3 separate regions of the Mus musculus genome follow, and regions 2 and 3 are each linked to region 1. The links are chromatin loops, found by intact Hi-C in ENCODE. Cell type or tissue: heart. All regions are shown on one strand.

Region 1 (8,000 bases):
TGATGCGCCCACCCTTTTCACAAAAGGAAACTACCTTGCTGAACGACTCCAGTTTTGTTCATATGTGACACACACATAAATAAAAATAAATCTTTTAAAAAGTTGTTAGTGTTCCTGTTTGGTGTTTGTGAGATTTTTGTTTTGTGATAAGGTCTCTTGTAGCCAAAGCTACTTCCTTGTCTTCTTGCATCTACCTCCCTCCTGCTGGGTTTACAGGCCGGCAGCGGCACTATTCTTACTATTATTGACATTGTTTCTACCTATCAACATTTTCATCCCCCAAAGAGGCCGAAACCTAAGAGGAAACACCTTTGTTGATAGCTGCAGTTTCCAAGACACCATGGTTAGTAGAATAGGAAAGCATAGGTGAGCTTCCAGGGGAAGTCCTGGGTGCTCTAACCTCATTAGGTCACGCCAGGCATCAGACTCCCTCCCAGAGTGAGGACTTTGCCCAGACATGCACCAGGGCATAGCAGAGAGGAGAGAGCTGCTGTGGGGACGGGGCAGGGGCAGTGGAAGTGACTCAGGTTTTTGAAAGTGAAAGAACAGGAATTCACCTGCCAGCTTGTCCTTAGGGCTGCCAGCCTTCTCTGACCTTCACCATGGCTATGCCCCGCAATGAGCAAGCTGGGACCCGCTTCTCTGTGACACACCTACTACCCTGCCTTTTGCCCTTCTAGGCATTGATTGCCCACAGGACTCTCCTTCCACCTGCCTCCCCACCTCTGATGTTCGTGTTGAGCAGATTGCTCCAGGGCAGAGTCCACAGGTGAAGGAGGCGCTCACGCACGGGGTGACTGAGCGGATTGCTGGGTGGGGTGACAGGATGCATGGCTTAGACTTTTCAAAAACTGCCTGGGAGTTCCACTGTTGACACCATCACCACATGACACAGGGAGAGCTGGCAGGATTAAAAGAAGTTTTCCATATGACTTAGCACCTTGTGTATCTACCGCTCCTCACTTCTGCTTCTGGGGATCCATCCATTAAACGGTTATCATTTTACAATACTGTACATGGCAGTGAAGAACTGAATTTTGTCATGCTGAATGAGTGTGTGTGTGTGTGTGTGTGTGTGTGTGTGTGTGTGTGTGTGTATACACATGTAAACTGTGTTAACATGAGGCAGGTATGTAGCTCAGGGGTAGAGTCCTTGCCTAGCAAGCTTGAGGCCCTGGGGTCCATTCTCAGAACAACAAAGTGTTTGACTATTACATTAAATATAAACTGGAAAAAGGCAGAGGTTTTGTTTTTGGATTTTTTGTTTGTTTGTTTGTTTGTTCGTTTTTGTTTTTTGAGACTGGGTTTCTCTGTATAGTCCTGGCTGTCCTGGAACTCACTTTGTAGACCAGGCTGGCCTCGAACTCAGAAATCCGCCTGCCTCTGCCTCCTGAGTGCTGGGATTAAAGGCATGCGCCACCACGCCCAGTGAGATTTTTTTTTAATAATGTTTTATATAAATTCTCTAAAGCTGGGTATAGTGGTGCACTTTTTAAATCTCAAGTCTCAAGCTCCAGGCCATCCTGGTCTATGCATTAAATTTCAGGTCAGCCAAGGGCTACATAATAAGATCTCTCTCTCTCTCTCTCCATATATATTACACATGTGTATATTTAAAGATTGTGTATATATGTCTATATATATGTATATATATGAATTCTCAAGAATTTATTTTGAATATATTCATCACTCAGGTCCTCCCAGATCCTACTCATTCAACTTCTTGCTGATTCTCTCTCTCTCTCTCTCTCTCTCTCTCTCTCTCCCTTTTCCTCTCTCTCTCTCTCTTTCTCTCTCTCCTCTCTCCTCCCCTCCCCTCCCCTGTATCCCTCCCCAGTTTCTGTTGCCTGCTATTCTTGCATGTGGAGCCTACCTAGGGTATGGTCGCTATACCTTGGGGTCCAACCATGACTTAACCTCTCCAGGTAGCTATCAACCCCAGTGGTTCCTCAGCTGGGTGTGACCTTCCTGTCCACCTCCCTACTCCACGCTGGTATTGTGTCTGCTTTGTCTCGCTCACTGTGGTGTGCAGGCTGTAAGTGTGGGAGAGCTTTTGTGGTGTTCTTGAGTGGATCCCTTGTCTGCTCAGTGTCTGAGGTATAGAGACTCAGTTAATATTCACTTAAAGAAGAAACAGGCCAGGCAGTAGTGGAGCACACCTTTAATCCTAGCACTTGGGAGGCAGAGGCAGGTGGATTTCTGAGTTTAAGGCCAGCCTGGTCTGCAGAGTGAGTTCCAGGACAGCCAGGGCTACATAGAGAAACCCTGTCTCAAAATAACAAAGAAGAAGAAGAAGAAGAAGAAGAAGAAGAAGAAGAAGAAGAAGAAGAAGAAGAAGAAGAAGAAGAAGAAGAAGAAGAAGAAGAAGAAGAAGAAGAAGAAGAAGAAGAAGAAGAAGAAGAAGAAGAAGAAGAAGAAGAAATAAAGGTTGCATGAGTGCATTAAATAATCCAGCATTTAAAAATAATCCACTAAAAATTATATACTTGCATACTGTGTGTGTGGCAAGTGCCTATACCTGCTGAGACATTTCCCAGGCTAGCCTGGAGTTTACTATGTAAACCAGACGCTGCTTCTGACTCCCGAGTACAACCAATCACCACTCCGGCAATTTTTTGTTTTTTCTAAATCCACTATTTTTTTTAAGGGATTCATTATACTTTTTTTAAAAAAGATTTATTTATTTATTATATGTAAGTACACTAGCTGTCTTCAGACACACCAGAAGAGGGAGTCAGATCTCGTTAGGGATGGTTGTGATCCACCATGTGGTTGCTGGGATTTGAACTCAGGACCTTCGGAAGAGCAGTCGGGTGCTCTTACCTGCTGAGCCATCTCACCAGCCCTAAATCCACTATTTTTGTAACACTGTCCACTATGTCTTAGTTAGAAGAAAATACTGAAACCTGCTGGAAAGGACCGGCCTGAAGATCCCCTCAGCTCTACAATGCGTGGTAATAGGACTTCCGTGGACAGTGGACTTCATTTAGCGTCATCTGATCTTAATTATCAGCTAATTAGTTCTCAGCCTGGAGCAGTTCTCCCTCCAACCAGGGAGACATTTGGAAACCCAAAGGGGTGTTTTTGGCGTCACAGTGATGAAGGAGGTTGTTGCTGGAATGTGAGGCTAAGGAGTCAGGGATGCCAGGCGACCCGCCAAAGACATGCTAATGAGCCTCCGGAAGAAACACCACCTGGGTGGCCAAATCCCAAGGGTTCTAATTGTGTCTCCGGGACTCCACCCCCGTACTGGTACAGACAGGGTTGTTACAGACAGGTCAGCAGAAGGTAATGGAGGCATCAGAAAACCAGGGAAAGGGTGGGAGGTGACGTGAAGGACTGCTGATAGGGATAGGCATCCCTGGGCTTGAAATAAACCCAGTCCGTGGCATCCTCGGATGCTCCCAGGGTGTTTAAAGGAGAAGCCACGCCAGACTAGGGCGTACTGAAAGCTGACGGTGGAAAGGAAAGATCCATGAGCCCTGCCAGGAAAATCCCAGGGTGGATCCCAGGTCAGAGGCCCAGACCTGACAGCTCCTCCACGCCTCCAAGAAAAAGTACAACAAATTCCGTTCCCCACGCTCCCCAAGGGGTGAAGGTGGTGCAGCCCAGGCCAAATCTGCGCCCCCCCCCCGGGCTCCGCGGTGTTGGAAGCCACCAGCGTGGGAAGGCCCAGCTGCATTTCCGCCCTGCACTGCGCTCGCACCTCCCAGCCCCTGCCCGCGCTACCATCTTACGGCCACTAGGTGGTGCCTGCGCTCTAGTGGCGCCTGTCTGGCGCCGGCGAGGGAGACAGATGGAACCAGAGTCCTAGGGTTCCGGGGACTGGAGGACAGCGCCGGCAGCTAAGGTAAGGATTCCTCGGGCGTGTCCCTAGAATGTCTGAGGCTGGGGTGGGTTGGCCGCCGCGCAACCTCGTTTGTGGTTTGCATTGATGACCAACGAGGACAGAGCGGCCACATGTGCTGTTGCCCCAAGAGGACCTGGAGCCCCGCTGTCCCAGAGCTGGGCCTAAGCTGAGCAGAACCCCAGGTCCCTGGCTCGCACTCAGACATCCTTCACGAGCCTGGGCCTCCGGAAGGCACGCCCAGCCCCCACACAGCAAGTCTTCAACACAGAAAGGTGGGACTGCTGTCCTAGGGTGCCTCCAGTTGAGCTGAGGGGAGAACAGGATCGCAGCACTTCTCAAACTTGGGCATGCATTGATTGTTGGTTAAGGGATAGTAAGGCATGCTGCTGTCTGGGTTCCATGCCTCCACCCCCACCCCGAGCCCCAGATGTAATTGGTTTGAGTTGGACGTGGGGAGCTTTTATTAAAAACTTCCCCCAGGGGATTCCAGCTTGCAGCCAGATTCAAGGGCTCTTTGACCAAAAGAGTTAGAGAAGACCCTATTACAAGCCCGGAAGGCTTCTCTTCCCTCCCCCTCCCTCTTGCCTTTTCAACCAGCAATTGCCTCTGCCTTTGGGCTGTCAAACTCAGTGTGACAAGCCAACACCCTACCCCAAAGGGTGGAACTCAGAAGTGCCAGAGAAAAGAGAGCCAATCAAATCATGTACAGTATGAAAGGGTTCCCCAAGTGGATAGGAGGAGAGAGGGGTTCTCCCCCACTCTAATCCCAGATGAGTGCAGGAGTGGATCCAGGCTGCACTCATCCTTCTGATCAATGGAGCCAAGCACACCCGGGGGCGGGGGGGGGGGGTGGACGACGACTTTGTAACTAGTAAAAAATGGCCCCGTGAATCTTATGTAACAGCCAAGTGTTAGCAGCAGGAGCCTGGACTCTCCAGAGCCAGCCCTCCCTTATTTGTGTCTTTAAATAAACTCACTCAATCACCCTCACTTTCAGTTTCCACATCTATGGAATGGGTACAGAGGTATAAAACTCTCAAGAGTTGCTATGGGAACGATTAAGACTGAAAGCCTGTGTTTACAGATAGTAGTTCTGTGCCAGGCACAGTTCATCCTGTGCACCATCACAACTCTTATCATAATCCACAGAGTAGCAGGTACTGTAGACAGAAGTAACCCATCTGGGAGCTAAGATACCCCACTTTGATGTCCCAAAAGCTGGGACTTAGGAACCAAAGGGCTTGCTGGAAGTTATCAACATGATCAGAGGCAGACTAGGAGCTAGGAATGTGGCTTTGTTGCTAGAGTGCTTGCTAAGTATACATGAGACCCTAGGTTCTCTCTCTCTCTCTCTCTCTCTCTCTCTCTCTGTCACACACACACACACACACACACACACACACACCACACATACACACACACACACACACACACACACACACACCAAGCAGATACCTAGTCCAGGGGTGAACCCATGGTCACGAGCATGACCCTTCCACTGAACTTCTTCAATCCATCAATGGAAATATAATCGTTATCCAGCACGTACTGTGTGCCAGGTAGGCTTCCTGACACAAACCATAAAATGTGGGCAAGACAGAGAGGGGTAAATCAGCCCTCTATGAACTCATACACAACAATGAAAACAGCTAGGAGTTCACGAGATCTACATTATATTTAACAAACTCAAAGACTTGCTAAATTGGATTGTGTCTCCCCAAATCAATACCCCTGGTACTTTGACAGTCATATTTGAACCTTTCAGAACATCAAAAATATTGTCGCCTGAGTTCAGTGTGTTAGTGCACACCTTTAATCCCAGCACTCAGAAGGCAGAAGCAGATGGTTCTCTAAGTTCGAGTCCAGTCTGGTCTACAATTTGAGTTCCAGAACAGCCAGGGCTACCCAGAGAAACCCTGTCTTGAAAAAAACAAAAACAAACAAAGAAAAGAAAAAGTTGTCAACCAATGTTCCTGTCCTGAGCTGAGGTCAAACAAGAAAAAGTTTTGTCATCTCTCTTCAGGTGTCCATCTGCAAACAATGGCTGGCTTCTATTCTAATAATGGCTTCCTATTCTATTCTATTTCTATTCTAATGGCTTCCCTTCTGGCTTTCGGGCTTTACTAGGGATACGAAAGTCACATGCGTTTTGTGCAAGGTGAACTTTACTGTCAATCTTGGTCTTTCCCTGGACCCGCAGTTTGTAGGAGGTCCCTTTCTTGTTATGCAGGGCAGCAGCAATGAGCTGCCTCTCTCAGGCAGCCATGTGATCAGAAGGGGAAACACCTACAGGCTCCGACGTGCCCTGTTGCTGAAGCTAGCACGTTCAACAGGTTGGGTGCAAGCAGTGTACCTCCAGCCTACAATATTTTCTGCTTCCAGTAGGTTTGTGGGTATTGAGGGCCATCATAATGTAGAGGCTATTTGCATAAACGAGTATCTGTTCTATGGTCTAATGGGTACCACAATTTTGTGTGTGTGTGTGTGTGTGTGTGTGTGTGTGTGTGTGTGTGTGTATGTGTTTGTACTTTTTCTTGGTGACTTGGCTGATAACAATGGTCCCTGATCCTGATGCTGCCTGATGTCCCTAAGCTCAGAAGTCAGTTATGTGTTTTGTGGTAGAATTCATGTTGGAAAATCTTTCTTCAGACAAAGGTTGTGGTGCTGTTGGTGGAGAAACAACATATATTAAATATGAAAGTAGACTGGTGGTGGACTTTACCTAGCATGTACAAGGCTCTGGGTTCCATCTTCAGCACTATATACACACAGATCTTTAAACAGGTAAACATAAAACAAGACTGTGCATTGACCTTGGGTATAGATAAAGTGCGAGATAAGGTGTCCTAGATACAAAGCACAAATGTGTAAAGGTCTGGAAGTGGCCAAGATCGGGGTAAGGTTAGAGATTTCTGCTGACCCAAGGGCCGGGGACTGTGGTGGTCAGAGGGAGCTACACTAAAATAGTAATATGCTGGAGGGAGCTTGGGTCAGGTGGCACTGTGTTTGGTGGCCAGATCTTATTTCATCCAATTAGCACAGTAATCCTGGCAGGCTGGCCAGGATCTTTTCCATCTTTGACAGGTTGATGTTATCAATGTCCTATGCTATGAAAAGAGTTGCTCACCTAGTGTGATGGCATATGCCTTTAATCCTAGCACTTTGGAGACAGAGGCAGGTAGATCTCTGTGAGTTTGAAACCAGCCTGGTTTACATAGCGAGCTCCAGGACAGCCAGGACTACATAGAGGTTCTGCCTCAAAAGTAGGTAGATAGGGGGCTGGAGAGATGGCTCAGTGGTTAATTCAGGAGGTCCTGAGTTCAATTCCAAGAACCATACAGTGGCTCATAACCATCTGTAATGGGATCAGATGCCCTCCTCTGGTGTGTCTGAAGACAGTGACAGTGTACTCATACATAAAAAAATAAATAGAGGATAGGTAGATAGATAGATAGATAGATAGATAGATAGATAGATAGATAGATAGATAGATAGATAGATAGATAGATAGAATAAATATTCAAAACTTACACAGCTGGGGTGCCTGGAGTTAGGATTTATGAGTTTAATCCTTGGCCTTAGGAGGCAAAGGCAACAAGGTCACAAGTTCAAAGGCAGCCTTAACTACGTAGGAAGTTAGGTAAACCTGGACCATATAGTGAAAAAATGTCATTAAAAAAATTTTTTTTTACTCTGGTAATAAGTAGCAATACCCTAACACACACATACACGTACACACACACACACACACACACACACACACACAAACACACACCACCTCACTCCCACCCCTACAGGCTGTCTTGCATAGTGTTCAGCAGACTTTTGGGGCAGATTTTAGGTACTTACTGCTGGTGGTTTGGTTTGGCTGGGACAGACATCAATGACTAAGCTGTAGCAAAGCCACCAAACATGAATGAGATTACCAGGGCCCCAAGCAGGAAACTCACATATATATATATATTTTTAATAAAAGTATTCCTCATATAAAGCTATCAGTGGCTCACTGCAAGCTTCTGTGATAACTGCCTCAGGCATGGGACACTGGCACACAGCTATGCCAACAGGAAAGGAGAAACTGTGATCCCAGATGTCCCTGAATTGCCTGGGCTTGGCATTTAGCACTCCCTTCCATGAGGAGCCAGGCCTG
Region 2 (8,000 bases), 190 kb after region 1:
TGTAAGCCAGCCATCAAGTACACGTAACCTCAGCTTCCCACCACCAAGTAGAACCTGAACTTTCCTGTACTCATTCTCTTCTAATACGGCAGCCACGTGAAACCCAACAATACCCTGGGCTCCCAGGCTCTTGACCTGTGTCTGTGGTACAGACACACGTGCACTTGTAGGCCCGATCCACCCTGTCAACCCCATCAGTGTGACTTTTGATCACTACTCAGCCTTTCCAACTCAGTTGCAGCTTGGGAACTTGTCCTTAGAATTCTGACCTCATTTGGCATCTTTGCACCACTCAGTCACTAGACATTACCTTTTTGTGTCCCTCCTTTTTTCCCTTATTATTTAGTTTTATTCCCTAAGATACTAAATTCCTCAACCCCATTGCTTGCCTGTCTCACTGTTTAATGCACCTAGTATAACTTCAGGTTGGGTAAAGCTAAGTTATCTACCTACTTCCTGCCTTCCTCTAAGCACCTGAACATGGCTAGGAAAACACCCATAATGGGAAATGAATTCATTTCAAAGCCATGACTATTCAAAATTAAAAGGAACGAACAGACTGTTTAACCATGCTGGCTTGGAAACTTCTTTTCTTCCTTACCTGTTTCCTCAAAGCACCCTTTCAACTCACCAACAATGTGTAAAAATGACCTGTTTCATTGAAGAACACAACCAGTCAAGAGCAGCCTGCATCCATGCTACCTACCTGCCTCTCCTTCGCCAATTCACAGCCTTGGAGCCCTTCTCTACTGTTCATTTAAGAGCCTTACTTCTGAAGTAATCTTTCTTTCCTGGGCCCTTCTCTTCCTCCTTCCCCATCCTTCCTCCCTCTTGCGTACACACGTGTTCATATTACTTATGATAAAAGGAAAAGAACTTCCATAGTGTCTATCTCTGTTTTAATGCTTCCCTTCGCAACAGGCTCCTGGATTTTCTGTTTCTACTTCTTTGTTTGCACTTTTTTTATCATCAGCCCATTCTAACATGATTGCACAAAAGTATTTCTTAGCATACACAGTTACACAGTCAACCAACCTTCCTTCTTTCTTTCTTTCTTTCTTTCTTTCTTTCTTTCTTTCTTTCTTTCTTTCTTTCTTTCTTTCTTTCTTTCTTTCCTTTGTTCTTTCTCTCTTTGCTTCTTAAAATGTTGTCTTTCATAGGTATCCATGGTGCTTCCTCTACCCACCAATTCCTTGCATTCTCATAAGAATTCTCCAGCATTACTGAATCCCGCTCATGGCTGTGATTCTCGAGTCTTCTTCCTCCTCCATGAAAGAAGACTTAACTCCTCGAGCTCCATGAAAAATGGGCCAAGTGGGCACCTTCCTTCTCTTCTCTAAACCTCTAGTCTAGCTTCAGTTCTCTTTGTAAATTTCTGCTGAGACCTACTCATTGACTATTCTTGTCTCCACAATCTCTCTACACTCTGTTCTTCAATCAGCAGCTAGAGTGATTTTTTTTCCCAAAGCATTGTTACATCTCTTCAAAATGTCCCCCTAAAGCAGAATCCAGGCTCTAGAACCTAGGAGAGCCCACACCTCTCTTACTCCCTTCACTCTGCCCCTTACTCTGGTTCCAGCCACTCTGTTGTTTCTGTTCATCCAACAGGTCAAGCTCACACTGTGTTGTTCTGGTCCAAATATGCTTTGTCCAGATCTCCCAAAGAACTGTCCATGTAAGTGGCTCCAGAGTTTGCTTAGCAGTTCTGTACACTGTCTGCTCTTCCAGAAGACCCCAGGTTAGACTCTCAGCCTTGCAGAGCAGCTACAGCACTCCAACTCCAGTTCCAGGGGGTCTGACACCTTCTTCTGGCCACCAAGAGCACACAAATGGTACACAGACAAGCACGCAGGCACCGATACACATATAATGGAAATTACAAAAAGAGAGCTATCCATGTGTATATTTCAAAGTTGAGCAGAACTGCTGTCCTCTCGAGTAGGCCTTCCTGCCATGCCATCTAAAGTACATCCAATCATCTATTTTAATGTCTCTTAATTCCTTTGCTATTCAAAACTTTTTCTTTCATTGTAATTCACTTCTGTCTTATTGATCATTGTATTCTCATACATTATCATCTGTGGCTGGGACTATCGATTTCTATAGAGCCCTTGCCTATCACATAAGGACCTAGGCTCAATCCTGAGCATTCTCCTCCCCAAGTAGAATGGAGAATCTTAAACTGTTAAGTACTCAATAAATACTTGCTGACTAATTGCCTCTTTTCCTCTGGCTATGACTGACCTACTGACCTACTTTTGGTATCCTAGTCAATGTTCTGTTGATTATTCTTTTTCTTTTTTAAAAATAAATACATCTCTTTGGATTTTATTAAGTTTACATCTCCTCCACCTTAAACACAAATTTGTACACAAAATGCATCACGTTTGAACACAGTGTCTCTTCCACCATATTAATACTCCTTTTGATGTCATAGACTCACTTCTTTTATGTCAGGAACTTGAAGCCGCTGGCCATGTTACTTTCTCAGCCAGGAAGCAGAGAGTAGTAAACTCCTGTGCTCAACTCTATTTCTTCTCTAGAGCTTAGGGTCCAGGCATAGGGAATGGTGCCCCGCAGAGTGAGTAGCTTTTCCCCTCTGTTACGCTAATCCAAATAACCCCTAACCCAAATGACTCCTCAGGTCATTCTAGAGTCACCAATGCGATGTTTGAGAACAACTATCACACATCACTTACCACTTAGCTTTCATTATTTGGGGTTGTCATCTTGGTGGCTTAACGTTTTATATCTATTCTAATGTTTTCAGATCTCTATCTCAAGTCTGTACCTCTTACTTTAATTTTACCTTTTTATACTTGCCACGATTGGTTACTATGATTAGAACATTTTCTTTTTCTCCTTTCTCTGCTAACCCCTCCTTTCCTCAGCTCTATGGACTAAGCCTGTCTTTCTGTGTCTCCAAGTCTGTGCTGGGCCACATAGGGCCACATATCCAATACTGCATCATGCTATTGGTCAGGAATTCCTGCAGGTGCCTCTTTACAAAGTCAAGGGCATCCGTTTAAATTCATTGCAGTTATTGGTACTAAGCATATTTTGAATGGAAGATTTAACCTAGGAAGTCTTAAAGGGCCTTAGGCAGGAAATACCACATCATTTTCAAGGCAGAAATCAATCACTTGGGAGGCTGAACCAGAGTGAACAAAAGTTTCCTGTCTGCCTGATCTGCATAGTGAATTCTAATCAGCCTTGCCTCCATAGCATAGCACAGCCTTCAAAAACCAAACAAAACACAATAAAGAACCAGAAAAACCCAGCAACACATGTGAGTCTGTCTTGTATCCCTTTTGCTAACAGTTTACAAACACCTCATGTTCCTGTGGCACTCGGTTTGAACTACCAACTGTATGTATACTGACTGATGCTTTCACAAGCAGGAGCATGGGCAAAGCTTTTCATCACAAAGAGCCAGGCTTAAAGCGCCACCTGGTGGTGGACAAGGGACATTGTTTGATCCCATTTCTCCTCCTTTTGAGTTAGAAACTCCATCAAAAAATAAGTATTTTGGGCTGGAGAGATGTCTCAACAGTTAAGAGCACTGACTGCTCTTCTAAAGGTCCTGGATTCAATTCCCAGCAACCACATGGTAGCTTACAGCTATCTGTAATGGGATCCAGTGTCCTCTTCTGGTGTGTCTGAAGACAGCTACAGTGTACTCATATACATAAAATAAATAAATCTTTAAAAAATATAAATAAATAAATATTTTCTTTAGCTAAGTTTCTTTATCTTTTTTTCAACTTTTGAAAAGTGCAGAAAAATCATTCTATTTCTCTACTCAGTCGAAACATTTTCAGTTTTGGTTTGTTTCATAGCGGAGATACAATGAAGTACCTGCTTAAGGTGCTAACAGATTATCAGTGTCGCATCCCCCGAGTTCTTTCTCCCCATGGGCTAAGCCCTTCTGAAGACAACTGCGAACCACAGAGCTGAGCCACTCATCATCCTTTATCTCCTCGGGAAACTCTTTGTATGTGCCTTCTCTCTCACAGCTGTTGCTGGTCACATGAAGGGGTCTTTGTCGGCTCCAGGAGCACATTTGTCAGCTTGTTTTTATATGACAGCCAAATTATTAAAGAACTTTTGGCATAGAACTTAATTATTACCAGGAAACTTAACAGTTAAGATCTAAATTAATTGCTAATTAATTTAGGAAATGATAGTGATCAGACAGAGATAGTATTACTTTGTATTAGATTAGTTTTCTGACTCCTTAAAAATTAATAGTGTCATGAAATCAAATAGTAAAATTCTTAGTCTATTTTGTTTTCTGTAGTGTAGTCCACTCAGTTTCTACCCTTTGACTACTGAATATCAGGAAACATGGACACATACAGGACACACACACGCTAGCTATTAAACATTAGGAATGTATCTTTTATCCTATACTTGTTCTAAATTACCATCAAAGAAATAAACAGGCCTACAGGTGATGTCACCTGCATCATTTGGAGAACGTTTCAGGGAGAATGGTATCATGGGGTGGGAGGGAGTAGACGAGTTATTGCCAGCTCGCTGTTATAAAAACAGACAAACTGCCAGGTGATGGTGGCGCACACGTTTAATCCCAGCACTTGAGAGGCAGAGGCAGGTGGATTTCTGAGTTCAAGGCCAGACTGGTCTACAGAGTGAGTTCCAGGACAGCCAGGGCTACACAGAGAAACCCTGTCTCGGGGAAAAAAAAAAAGACAAACTGACAAGGCATTATGGGTTTTTGTCAGAGTCTGTAATAATCTGAACACTGTCATTTTTTACTGAATAGTATGAATATATATAAATTAATATATATTTACATATTAATACTAAAGTAGTGCTTTGTATGATTTAATTAAATTATGAATTAAAACCCTACATTTTTAAGTGTGATCTTAACAAAGCTGATCTGAGATGAGCCATAGCGTTCTTTTGCACAAAGCACTTCCTTTGACCTCTCAGAACCTGGTGTTCTCAGCTGAAGATTTGTCTTACAATGCTATTTACTGCTATATTAACCCAGTGAGGTGCTCTGTGTGTGTGTGTGGGGGGGGGGCGACAGTGCCGAGAAGACTGCCTTAGGAGAACCAGACAGTAGCCCTTGCTGAGACGCATTGGCTTTGCTGAACATAATGTTAGTTCATTCTGTGAGATCTTTGTTGCTGTTAACACCACTTATACCTCTTGCCTCCTTTATACACATTTATAAAATTCATAATGTTGTGCTGTTTTTAAGTGACATTGATGTGTGGGTGCCAGAGCCAGACCATTCCGAGGTTCCTGCTGCGTGGTGGGACTTTGATGCTGATAAGTCTCTTCTTATTGGGGTTTTTAAGCACGGTAAGTAAGGAGTGAGGGGGAGAGCTCTTTCTGTGGATAATGGAATTCCCAGGTTTTTAGTTTATTGGTTTTCACTTACAGTTTTACTACACACACACACACACACACACACACACACACACACACACACACACACACGTGTAATCATTAAACCATAGATTGTCAAACTAAAATCAAATCCTCATGAGATGGTGGTATATGTGACTTGCCCTCTGGGCTTTCAGTGTTACACAGATTTCTCTCTTAGAAGAGTTGCATCGATTCTGTGTGTGATCAGTTTATTCTTTTTGATTGATAAGGTGTATTTATTGTTATTTTATACATTCAAATGCTTTTTCTCCGTGTGTGTGTATGCTCTGCATGCATTCCTGATACACTAAGATGCCAGAGGATAGCACCAGATGACCTTGAACCTGAGTTAGGATGGCTGGGAGCCACTCTGTGGGTGATGGGAACCAAACCTAGGTCTTCAGCAAGGTCAGCGGTGCTCTCAGTTGTTGAACCATCTCCAGCTCTGGTTTCATTGTTGTTGCTGTGGCATTTTTTTTTAAGATTTGATTTTTTAATGATGTGTGTTCACATGCGTCCAATGCACAAGTCATTAAAAAGAGAATGTTGGATCACCTGGAGCTGAAATTAAAGGCTGTGGTTAGCAGCGTAACATGGGTCCTGGGAACTGAACCTGGGTCTTTTACATGCGCAGGAACTCTCTGAACCACTGGGCCCTCCCTCTATTTTTCTTTGTAACAGATACATTAAAAAATTTGTGATATTGTTTGACCGTGTAATATTTAGTGACTATTTCAAGACAGCATATTTAGCATGTATTACTTAAATATAATGTTCCTTTAATCCCAGAATATCAGTATTGTGCATATAAGGAACCCTTGTGTTTTCACAACTTTTTTCTGTCCTCTGAATCATTATAACTGGCGGTCCTTCCAGGTTATGAAAAGTACAACACGATCAGAGCAGACCCAGCTTTGTGCTTCTTGGAAAGAGTGGGCAAGCCTGACGACAAGGCTGTCGCTGCTGAGCAGAGAGCCAATGACTACATGGATGGGTATGTGTGGGTCACACTTGGCTCCATGGGCTTGCTTTCCCTGTCTGTGGGGTTCATCTTTGTCTTTAGATTTGTTTACTGTTTGTTTTATGCAATTTTCCTGCATGTATGTATAGATAACATTTGCATGCCTAGTGCTCCTAAAGTCAGAAAAGGGCTTTGGATCTCCTGGGACTGGAGTTATAGAGAGTTGAGAACCAGTTTTGTGGGTGTCACGAATCAAACCTGGGTTCCCTACAAGAGCAGCAAGTGCTCTAATCCACTAAACTTACTTTACAACTCAAGGTTTATCTGTGTTGGGGGGGGATGGGGGGTGTTAGCAAGACCACGTGCATTGAGTGCATAGGACGACTGCAGGTGTTATTTTCAGCTCTTGCCAACCTTTTTTTTTTGGGAGAGAGAGGCCTTTTTTCAGGGAGTGGGCAAATCTGGTAAATGAACAAGCTCCAGGAACCCCCCATCTGTACCTTCCTACCATTGGGCTCATAAGTGTGTACCAAATCGCACTACTTTTTCTGCAGTGCTGAGAATCAAATTGACCTCTAAGACAAGCCGAGAAATCATCAGTCTATTACAATAATGAGAACATGTGTTATTCTAACAGGGATGTGGAAGATCCAGAATACAAGCCTGCCCCAGCCATCTTTAAAGATGATATTGAGGTATGTTTTGGATCACATTTTTTAAACTTCATTATTAGGTATTCCTTATAAGTAAGTGATCAATTTAAATTGATGAACATCACGAATAATCATTTAGGATTGCCCGACATCCACTGCTAGATTAAAACTGGCTTGGACATGGAATGCAGTTTGCCTATATTTCATACTTCTTAGAACCAAGAAGTATAGCATCTTGGGACAAAACTTGAAAACCAAGTAAAAGCAGATACTCAGGTAAACACAAAAACATCGAAACTATACCTCCATTGAGAAGGACTGCATGAAAGGAAAGCATCTAGCAAGATCCTAAAATGCCATCGTAATTTAAAGAAAGCAAGACAGTGTGGAGAGTCACTGCTACAATCGTGGGGTTTCAGGAATGAGAGCTCAGCTTAGAGTGCAAGGAACGAGGAGACATCAGATAAACTGAGATGGCTCAGCCTGGGAGTATGCTCGCTGCCAACTCTAAAGACGAAACCTCAATGGTGGTAAAAGAACAAACTTGAGGGAAGTGTTCCTGTGGCATACCCATATACACCGTGGCTGGCATGCACACATGCATGCATATATTGATGAATAAAAATAATGCATAAATAAATGTAAAAAAAATTAAGGGAGAGGTAATCTAACATTCCCTGTACTCAGAGCCCCCAAGTAGGGTTCTCCTCCTGGTATGGTCTAAACTCCAGACTATAGTGGGAGTACACGGCCAGTGTGTGCCCACACAGGAGTGCCTTCCTAGAGACCTTGCTGCACGTGGCTGGAAGTGTGATGTACAGTTGCCACGGACACTTTCCCCGGAAAAGTCTTCCTGTAGGGATTCTTCAGGAAAGCACTCAGGCAGAAACTGGTCAGAAGAACGGTTATGTAGCAGGAGCTGGGCTTTGGACAGGACCGTGCTGAGAGCTGAGCAGTAGAGGACTTCCCAGCAGTAGGAA
Region 3 (8,000 bases), 130 kb after region 1:
GATGTCTAGGTAAGGCTAGCCTTGGCTAAAAATGAAAATGAGGACATCAGCTTACTGTTAACAACTAAAATCCCTTTACATTTTGGCACCAAGTTATTATGGAATATTTGCTTTATATATTTACCTTTTGTGGCTGGAGAAATTAATTAATTGGTTCTTTCTTTCATAATTTCACACTGGAGATTGAACCCAGGACATGAAGTACACTAAGCAAGGACCGTGCCACAGACCTCCAGAAAAACTGCAGTGTATTCAAGAAACTTTACCTTATCTCATGGAACAAAGATTGCAGATCCGATGTTCCATATCCGCAAATACTTTAAATGACGACATTTTCCCACATGATCCCACTGTAATCATGGGGGGCTACTACAGCAAAGGTTGTAGAGAGGAGGAGAACAAACTGTAACTGAGGGGAGTCTGAGAGGGTTTGATCAACGCAGACTGAGAAGTAGACAAAAATGATAACATTGTGTTAGTATTTTTATATAAATTGGAAAATTACTTCCACCTTATGGGGATATAATATAAAGTCTTAAATTCCAGTAACAGAAGAACTGCTTGATCACACACTATCCTACTGATAAGATTAATTGTTAAGCAGTTATAATGTTTCAGTAAGATAGTGGGGATTGCTAAGAAGCTTGTCAGAAAAGTTAGATGGCTTGGAAATTGTCCTTGATCTGTGACGAGAGCCCTAAGGGGAATAAGGGGAAGAAAGACAGCAGCAGGGGATTCACTCTGTGTGTGTGTGTGTGTGTGTGTGTGTGTGTGTGTGTGTAGAGTTCAAATATTGCCTTGCTCATGTTGATTAGGTTTTGAGTCATGTACCTAGGATCAACCCAGACTACTGTTTATTTAAGGTTCTAGTTCTAGTCTCCAGATCTTAGTGCTCACCATTTGAAACTCAGCATGAAAAGAATTACATTCACATACATTTTCTCTACTAGGTTTCCCATTTCTTTACCTTCTCTGATACCAGAGCTTGGTCCAGAAACCAGCTTTTGACTCTTCTTGCAGCTCAACCACATTGCATCCTTACCTAATTGATCTCTGCATCTTTAAAAGGGCATTGGAAAGAGTTTTGTTTTGTTTTGTTTTTTAAATCCATTCTAGCTTCATTATTACCAATCTGATATTTTGAGAAGACTGCTCATTTGTATTTGTTTTTTTAAGTTGATCTCTATAAATTACTATGATTGAATTATTTCCCATATAGCATAGCTAAAAAGCATGGTCTCTTTAAAGAGGATGTCTTGTCTTCTAATCTATGTCCCCCTATCCAGTAGCAATGAGATCTTTACATTTTTAAATTTTATTTTGTGTGTATGAGTATTCTGCGTGCATGCATGTGTGTGTACTGTGTACATTCCTAGTGCCTAGAAGCCAGAAGAGGACATTAGAGCTTTTAGAGGAACAGGCTGTTGTGAACTGCTAGGAACTAAGTCAGAGTCCTTTGGAAGAGGAGTCAGTGAGTGGAGCCAGCTTTTAAATGCTGAGCCATCTCTCTAGCTCCTCTCAGTGGGACCCTTAAGCAAGTCACTTCTTTCATACAAGTGTCCCTATCTATAAATTAATAATTAACAGCAGTACAGAACCTAAACTGATCAGTCTTAAATGTCAACTGGGTCAATGCATGTGAACTATTAGGAACTGAGAGAATAGTACTTGATGCCAAATAAGAAGTATTTTAGCTTATATCAATATTTTTGTGGTCATTTGCTCTTCTGTCCCTTCTGTCCTTCTTCTGTCCCCCTGTCCTTCTGTAACAACAGCCGTGTCTGTCCTCTCCAGTTTGCTACCTCCATCTCTTTGTTAATGTTATTACCTGTTTTTTTCTTCAGGATGAAATGAGTTAGTATCCACAAATACTTAGAACACTGCCTGGCACTAACTAATTACTAAGTGAGACTGGGGTTCCTCTGCCTTGACTCTGCTCTCAATGCTGTCCAGATTGGTTCTTCCAGGGCAGTTTGGAGAGTTTCATTTCTCTTGTAACCTTTAGTTTTCCCAACAGGAACTATGATAAAACACTGCTTTCACACCAATATCAGATGACTTTTAAGGAACAGCTGTAAAGGGGGCATTAATGCAAAGATAAAGCCTGGCAGTGGTGGCACACATCTTTGATTCCAGCACTTGGGAAACAGAAGCAGGTAGATCTCTGAGTTCTGGCTACAGAGCAAGTTTCAAAACAGCCAGAGCTATACAAAGAAAACCTTTCTTGAAAAAAAAAAGTAAAACAACAACAGAAAAATAAATTTGGGTTATGAAGTAGTGAAGTTTTAACTATTTAAAGACAGATATTGCTTACTAAGATAGTCTCTCTCTCTCACACACACACCTATATAAAACTTTTATCAATGATCAAATTCAAGAGTCAGGTGTGGTGGCATATGCCTCTAACCTCAGGCACGGTAAGGCAGAGGCAGGTGAATTTCTGTGGGTTCCAGGACAGCAGAAGTTGACTCTGTCTCAGACAAGGGAACAAAACCAAAACAAATTCAAGTCAATTTATTTATTTTAACAAGACATTAAATTTAAATTTCATCTGTCATAGGTTTAAAACAGAATATGAAGGGGAAAGGCCAAAGAGATTGAGATTTTTGCTGGAGAATCAATAGGTTCATGGAGATAATAAAAAGAGTTTTATTTCTCAATTTAAAAAGTAACAGTTGTTTGGTTATTGCTGTGAAAAGAGACTTAATTGTGAACTAGTCACTTGTGAAGTGGTCATTTGCATGACCTGCTCTTTAACCCTTTGTTTATTGGCAGCTACTTTTTGTAGTTTAAATGTTTTATTATAATTTTGTGAAGAAAAGTATTTTTCTCTGCTAAAAACTGCATTGGATTAAAAAAAAATATTCAGCCACATAAGGCCATTTCTCCACTGTCTTAGTTCCCAGATGTTTTAAAAAGAAAGAAAAGAAAAAAAAACCATACTTTCATGGGTATTTTTAATGCGTTACTGTAGGGAGCGGCAGATTGAGAGTTAACGCCTTTCAGAGGGAAGAACAGTCCATTGGGGGTTAAACTGCAGAGTCTAATGGAATAATAACTGGTAGCACCATCTGCTGGCCTACTTCCGCAGAAGGAGTCAGTATTTTTAACGACATCTCTAATATTCATGCTGATGCGTTTTGATGCTTTGTGCATTCATTTCTTTCTGTGCTTTGTTGGAATCTGCTTACAGCTATTGAGGCAAGAGCTCGTAGGAGGGCTTGCAGCCTTTATCCTAGCTAAAGAGGATGAACAGCAGACGTAAACTTGCCAAGGCAGGAATGTGTTGATAAATCAAAATGTGTATTTGTGGACGGCTGTGCATCTCTCGGTTGCAGCTTGCTAAATAGGCCATTTAGGAGTCTTCTTTCAATGCTTTTTCCTTGAGCACTGCCTGGGGTGGTGAAAAAGCAGAGGGCAAGCCTTTGTCTGACGCCAAAAATGTCTTCAGTGAAGAGGCCAAGAGGAAGGGTAAGTGAAGCCTGAATGAGTGGGAGGAGGAGGGGTTCTTTGGGCTAAAAGGCTAATGGGATTGAATAACCCTCCTCGTTACTGGCTGCTGCAGCGGCGGCAGGAGTCGCACTGCATCGCCATCTTGAGCTGGGTGCTGTTTTCTCAGCCTGGGCTATTTGTTGTCGTCTGTAGGCCTTAAGGTGGCATTTTAGAGACCGTGTCCTTCTGTCCCCAGTGCTGTGACACTGCTCTGACATCTTGATGAGGCAGGTATAGAAAAGACACCCAGTAGAACACACTGGAATCGGCATGAAAATGTGCTTGGAAATTCCTGGGTTTTTTCTCTGCTGTAGTCACAGTCATGTTTACGGGTAAGAACCTAGCAAAACTGATCTAAGCCTATATGGACGAATGTGTGTTTGGAGAGGAAATTCTTTTAAAATGCTCTTGGTCTGTTTCCTGTGAGACTGCTAAAATATTAATAATTGTAATATAAAACTGAAAAGCTTGCTTCTTTCTAAAATAGCTTGAGTAAAATTATAATAAAGACAAAAATCCACATTTAACTCTTTCATGAGAAAACTAAAACTTTCTTTGATTTTAGATAAGAGAATGCCTGTTTACTAACTAGCTAGCTATGCTGCTGCATTAAAATAATTTTGTGTTCTCTTTCTTGTCTTAAAACAGGGTTTTTCTTTTTCTAAGGAGAAGTGATTCTAAGTTACAATAGCTATTTTTTTAATTTATTAATTTTGAGTTTTGGAAGAAAGATGAAAGAAAAGACTTTCATCCTAAGTGTAAATAATAATCACAGGACAAAATCTGAAATAACCACATTTCTATGCATTAGGAGTATCAACCGATCTGTCTCCCCTTAACCTGTATTTGCAAGTAGCTGAGCTGTGCTCTGTCCTAACTTCCAGGTGAGCAGAGCCTCACTACCTTTGTTTGTGTCACTCACATGTCGGCTCTGTCATTTTACTGCTGTTTAACTTAAATTTTTCAGACATTATGTCAGTTTTTTAAAAATATACTTTGGTATATTCTATTTATAATTTTTCTTTTCTTTAGCCTCCATCTTCCAAGAAGAGTGATGGTTCTGGGACATACACTAAGCTGCAGAATACCCAGGTGAGGGTCATGTCTGAGAAGAAGCCACGAAAAAGGGTGGAATCAGAAAGCAAGCAAGAAAAGGCCAATCGTATAATATCAGAGGCCATAGCAAGAGCAAAGGAGCGAGGGGAACGTAATATCCCGCGAGTAATGAGCCCTGAGAACTTTCCTAGTGCTTCAGTCGAAGGGAAAGAAGAAAAGAGAGGTCGGAGGATGAAATCTAAGCCAAAAGACAGAGACAACAAAAAACCAAAAACGTATTCTAAGTTGAAAGAGAAGACAAAAATTGGGTAAGTTGATTATTAATTAAATGTAATGTTTTCCAGGTCCTGCTGAGGTCCAACCTCTTTCTGCTGTTGGTTTGAGTGTGGACTCCATTGCTGTCTACCGTGTGCATTTTATTTCCATTTTCAGTGAATTAGGTAATAGTCTAGGGTCTCCCAATATTACTTTTCTGTTAACACAGTGTTTTGTATTAATAAAACAAAATGTGCAAGGGAAAGGACTAAAAATTCACATTTTTTGTGACAGTTCATTAGTCACTTTCTTTAAAGACATTTGAAATTCTTCCACTATTTCTTTACTTCCAAGTGGCATTGTAACTCACATGGCATCTAATAGTTTAAAACATAATAGAGAGTATTTTCTCAGAAAACCCAACCGCTCAAAACTCTGGACTGTTGGTAGGGAGTTACAATAGGCGTTTACTGGTTTACTTTATGTCATAAAGAGGCCAGGTGTTAAATGCTCCAGGAGAATCCATAGAGCAAAGAAGTGCTCGCCTCTCCCAGTTGTCTGTTGAGTCTTATTATTCTATCTGTTGTAGTGTTAGGGATCGAATCCTCAGACTTAGTGTTTTGTCTTAAATTTTACAACTGAGGTTTTATACATGCTAGACAAACCCCTCAGTGCCAGAGCCGATTCTATGTGTTTTCATTTGACTGTGTGCACATTTTCAAAATATAAATATATGCAGGCTTTGTATGTAAAGTTGAGCATAATGTAAGGCCCTGCTAGCTCACGGTTGTTCTCACAGGACTAGTCATTTTTTGAAGCTTTCTGTAGAATTTTTCATAAAGTGCTTTATGTAAGCTAATGTAGGATTTTTGTTGTTCACTTACACAGAGAACAGAGAGAGAAGCCCTCTGACCAGAGACTCTTCATTTGCTTGCATTATTGCTGTTTAGTTACCAGCACATTGAACTCTTTATTTTCATCCCGATGTAGTCAAAACAAATGCAGTCTGTTCGTGTATAATGCATCAATAAATAATTATTATTGGTAATACACTATTTGCAGACAAAGTGGAATTCAAAGTTCAATTTCTACCCCTTTGTTTTTCTTTTTAAAAATATTGTCCTTATGTCAGCCATCTTCACAGACAGCATAAATTGTGCTGATATTCTTGATTTAGATTTATTTATTTATTTACTTTCTGTGTATGCCAGAGAGTATGCATGTACAGCCAGCTATGAGCCTCCATGCAGGTTCTGGGCACAGAACCCAGGTCCTCTCTAGGAGAAGTAAGTACTCTTGCCTGCAGAGTCATCTCTCTGGCCTTTATTCATTCATTTTTTAAGAGTTTTTGTTCATTTGTTTTTAATGAAAGTACCTGTTTTTCCAAAATTATATCTATTTTTAACTTAGGAAGCCTATACTTCACATTACTAGAAGTTAATATTATTAAGATTTTCTAATTTTAACTTGTTCAGAGATATGGACATAGAAATGTGCCATTAAGAAGGACAATACTTTGAAAACAGTGACATTAAAATTGGTAGAGAGCTTCAAAAGCTATAATAACTATTATTTGCTCTAAGTCTGAGGATAAAAGAGACCCAAGCACCTAGAGACAAGTAATACCAGACCTAAATTGGACTGATGAGAAAAATTGTAACTGTTTATAGAAAGTAAAGATGGGAATAACTAAGTCAAAGGGAAACATGGATTTTTAAAAATGTGAATTAGAATTGTTAGAAATCATAGTATTGCCATGGCTGTCTGGAAGGAGAATGGGTGGTTTCTTGGTGATGTTGTTGATGTCCGTTTTCATTTTTATTTTATGTTTGATACTGTCCTGGAGCCCATTATGTAGAAAAGACTGGCCTCAAACTTAGTGAAGTCCTTCTGCCTCTGGCTCCTCAGTTCTAGGATTACAGGCAATGCCACCTTATTTGGCTCTAACTCATTTTCTCAGAGTTGTTTGTTTGCTTGCTTGTTTTTAAGTAAGTATTTAAAATAAAATGTTTACTATATTACCAACTGCTTTAATACTTTTTTCTTTTTTTTTTTTTCTCCCTGCCCCTCAAGTATGCCAGTCTCTAGTAAGCAGAAAGGAATGGGCTACATTTCTCTGCCCATATCTCTGAACAAGTTAAAATTAGAAAATCTTAATATTAACTTCTAATAATGTGAAATATAGGCTTCCTAAGTTAAAATTTGGAGGCAATTGTATTGGAAGCATTGGTTTTTTTGTTTGGTTTTGGTTTTAGTTTTTTGTGTTTTGCTTACTCTCTGTCTTGGTTATAAATACATGTCAAGACATTAATTAGGTTGCTACAAGGAAAAAACTTGAAAATGTATGGGCTTTGCTGGATGTAACCCAAGCACTGTAATATGTGGCGTGTGTGTGTGTGTGTGTGTGTGTGTGTGTGTGTGTGTGTGTGTGTGCCCATGCACACGTGCATGTGACCCATGGACATCAGCTCTCTCTTCTCACCATACGGGTCCTAAAGTTCAAACTCAGTTACTATTCCTTGGTGGTAAGCAACTTTATCCACTGAACCATCTCCCCACTATGGACTATAAAATATATTAATGTGGACTGCAGAGTTCCTCTGTTAGCCAATGGGAATATTTCTTTATTGTGCCTTTAATAAGGCCGTTTATCGTTTCGAACTTGTTGATTCTCTGCACCATTATTTACTGCAGGGCTAGAGGTCAAGCCCCTCCTTGGTGTGCTAGGCAGGTGCTCTCCCACTGGACTGCATCCCAGCCCTAGTTTGGTTGGTGCTGTGGGGTTTCTGGTTGTTTTTGGAGGGGTGGCTCTTTGTTTTCTTGAGACAAAGTCTCACTGTGAAGGCCTGGTTGACCTGGAACCCACAGAAATCTGCCTCCCTCCACATCTCAAGTGCTGGTATTGGAGGGTTGCTGCACTGTGCCCAGCTCCCAGCCCTTGTTTTTAATTGTTATGTGAGAGTCATTTAGGTGAGGATCATTTCGTGTTAATTTAAGTAGCATTTTATGATACGTAAATATTTCCTTTTTTAAAAAAAATCAGATTTTCTATGAATTTTAGACTTGTTCTAGTAGTACCAGATTATTGATACCAATAATTTTGAGAACAGTATCTTAGTGCCTTCCCCATGCCCACAGGGTTAAGTATAAATGTAAAAAGCGCATTTGGAGGTTGGAAAGATGACTCAGTGGGTAAG

The links. Peaks named below come from ENCODE experiments on the same cell type or tissue, not always from the same donor. Only the 100,000 strongest peaks of a DNase experiment are listed, where the experiment ranks them.
Region 2: it touches region 1 in a loop (6-fold over the local background); 34 of 42 quality-filtered maps call a loop at or near these places.
Region 3: it touches region 1 in a loop (6-fold over the local background); 21 of 42 quality-filtered maps call a loop at or near these places.

Annotation. Positions count from the first base shown.
Region 1 is chr8:90,825,065-90,833,064 of GRCm38, forward strand. Chd9 (chromodomain helicase DNA binding protein 9) reads left to right here and starts at 3,771. Exons shown (of 40, transcript NM_177224.2): 1 at 3,771-3,850. In heart, a CTCF peak has its summit at 3,744 (motif pointing right); DNase peaks (open chromatin) are centred at 3,737, 4,497, 6,027 and 7,987; H3K4me3 peaks cover 1,751 bases; H3K27ac peaks cover 1,516 bases.
Region 2 is chr8:91,016,533-91,024,532 of GRCm38, forward strand. It overlaps Chd9 (chromodomain helicase DNA binding protein 9), which reads left to right. Exons shown (of 40, transcript NM_177224.2): 26 at 5,234-5,337; 27 at 6,283-6,400; 28 at 7,005-7,062. Among named protein-coding and RNA genes, the nearest start is that of Gm39221, 39 kb to the right of the region's middle. In heart, a CTCF peak has its summit at 3,458 (motif pointing left); no DNase peak of the experiment used is centred here.
Region 3 is chr8:90,951,859-90,959,858 of GRCm38, forward strand. It overlaps Chd9 (chromodomain helicase DNA binding protein 9), which reads left to right. Exons shown (of 40, transcript NM_177224.2): 4 at 4,525-4,856. Among named protein-coding and RNA genes, the nearest start is that of Gm39221, 100 kb to the right of the region's middle. In heart, a CTCF peak has its summit at 3,072 (motif pointing left); a DNase peak (open chromatin) is centred at 3,573; H3K4me3 peaks cover 2,105 bases; H3K27ac peaks cover 1,955 bases.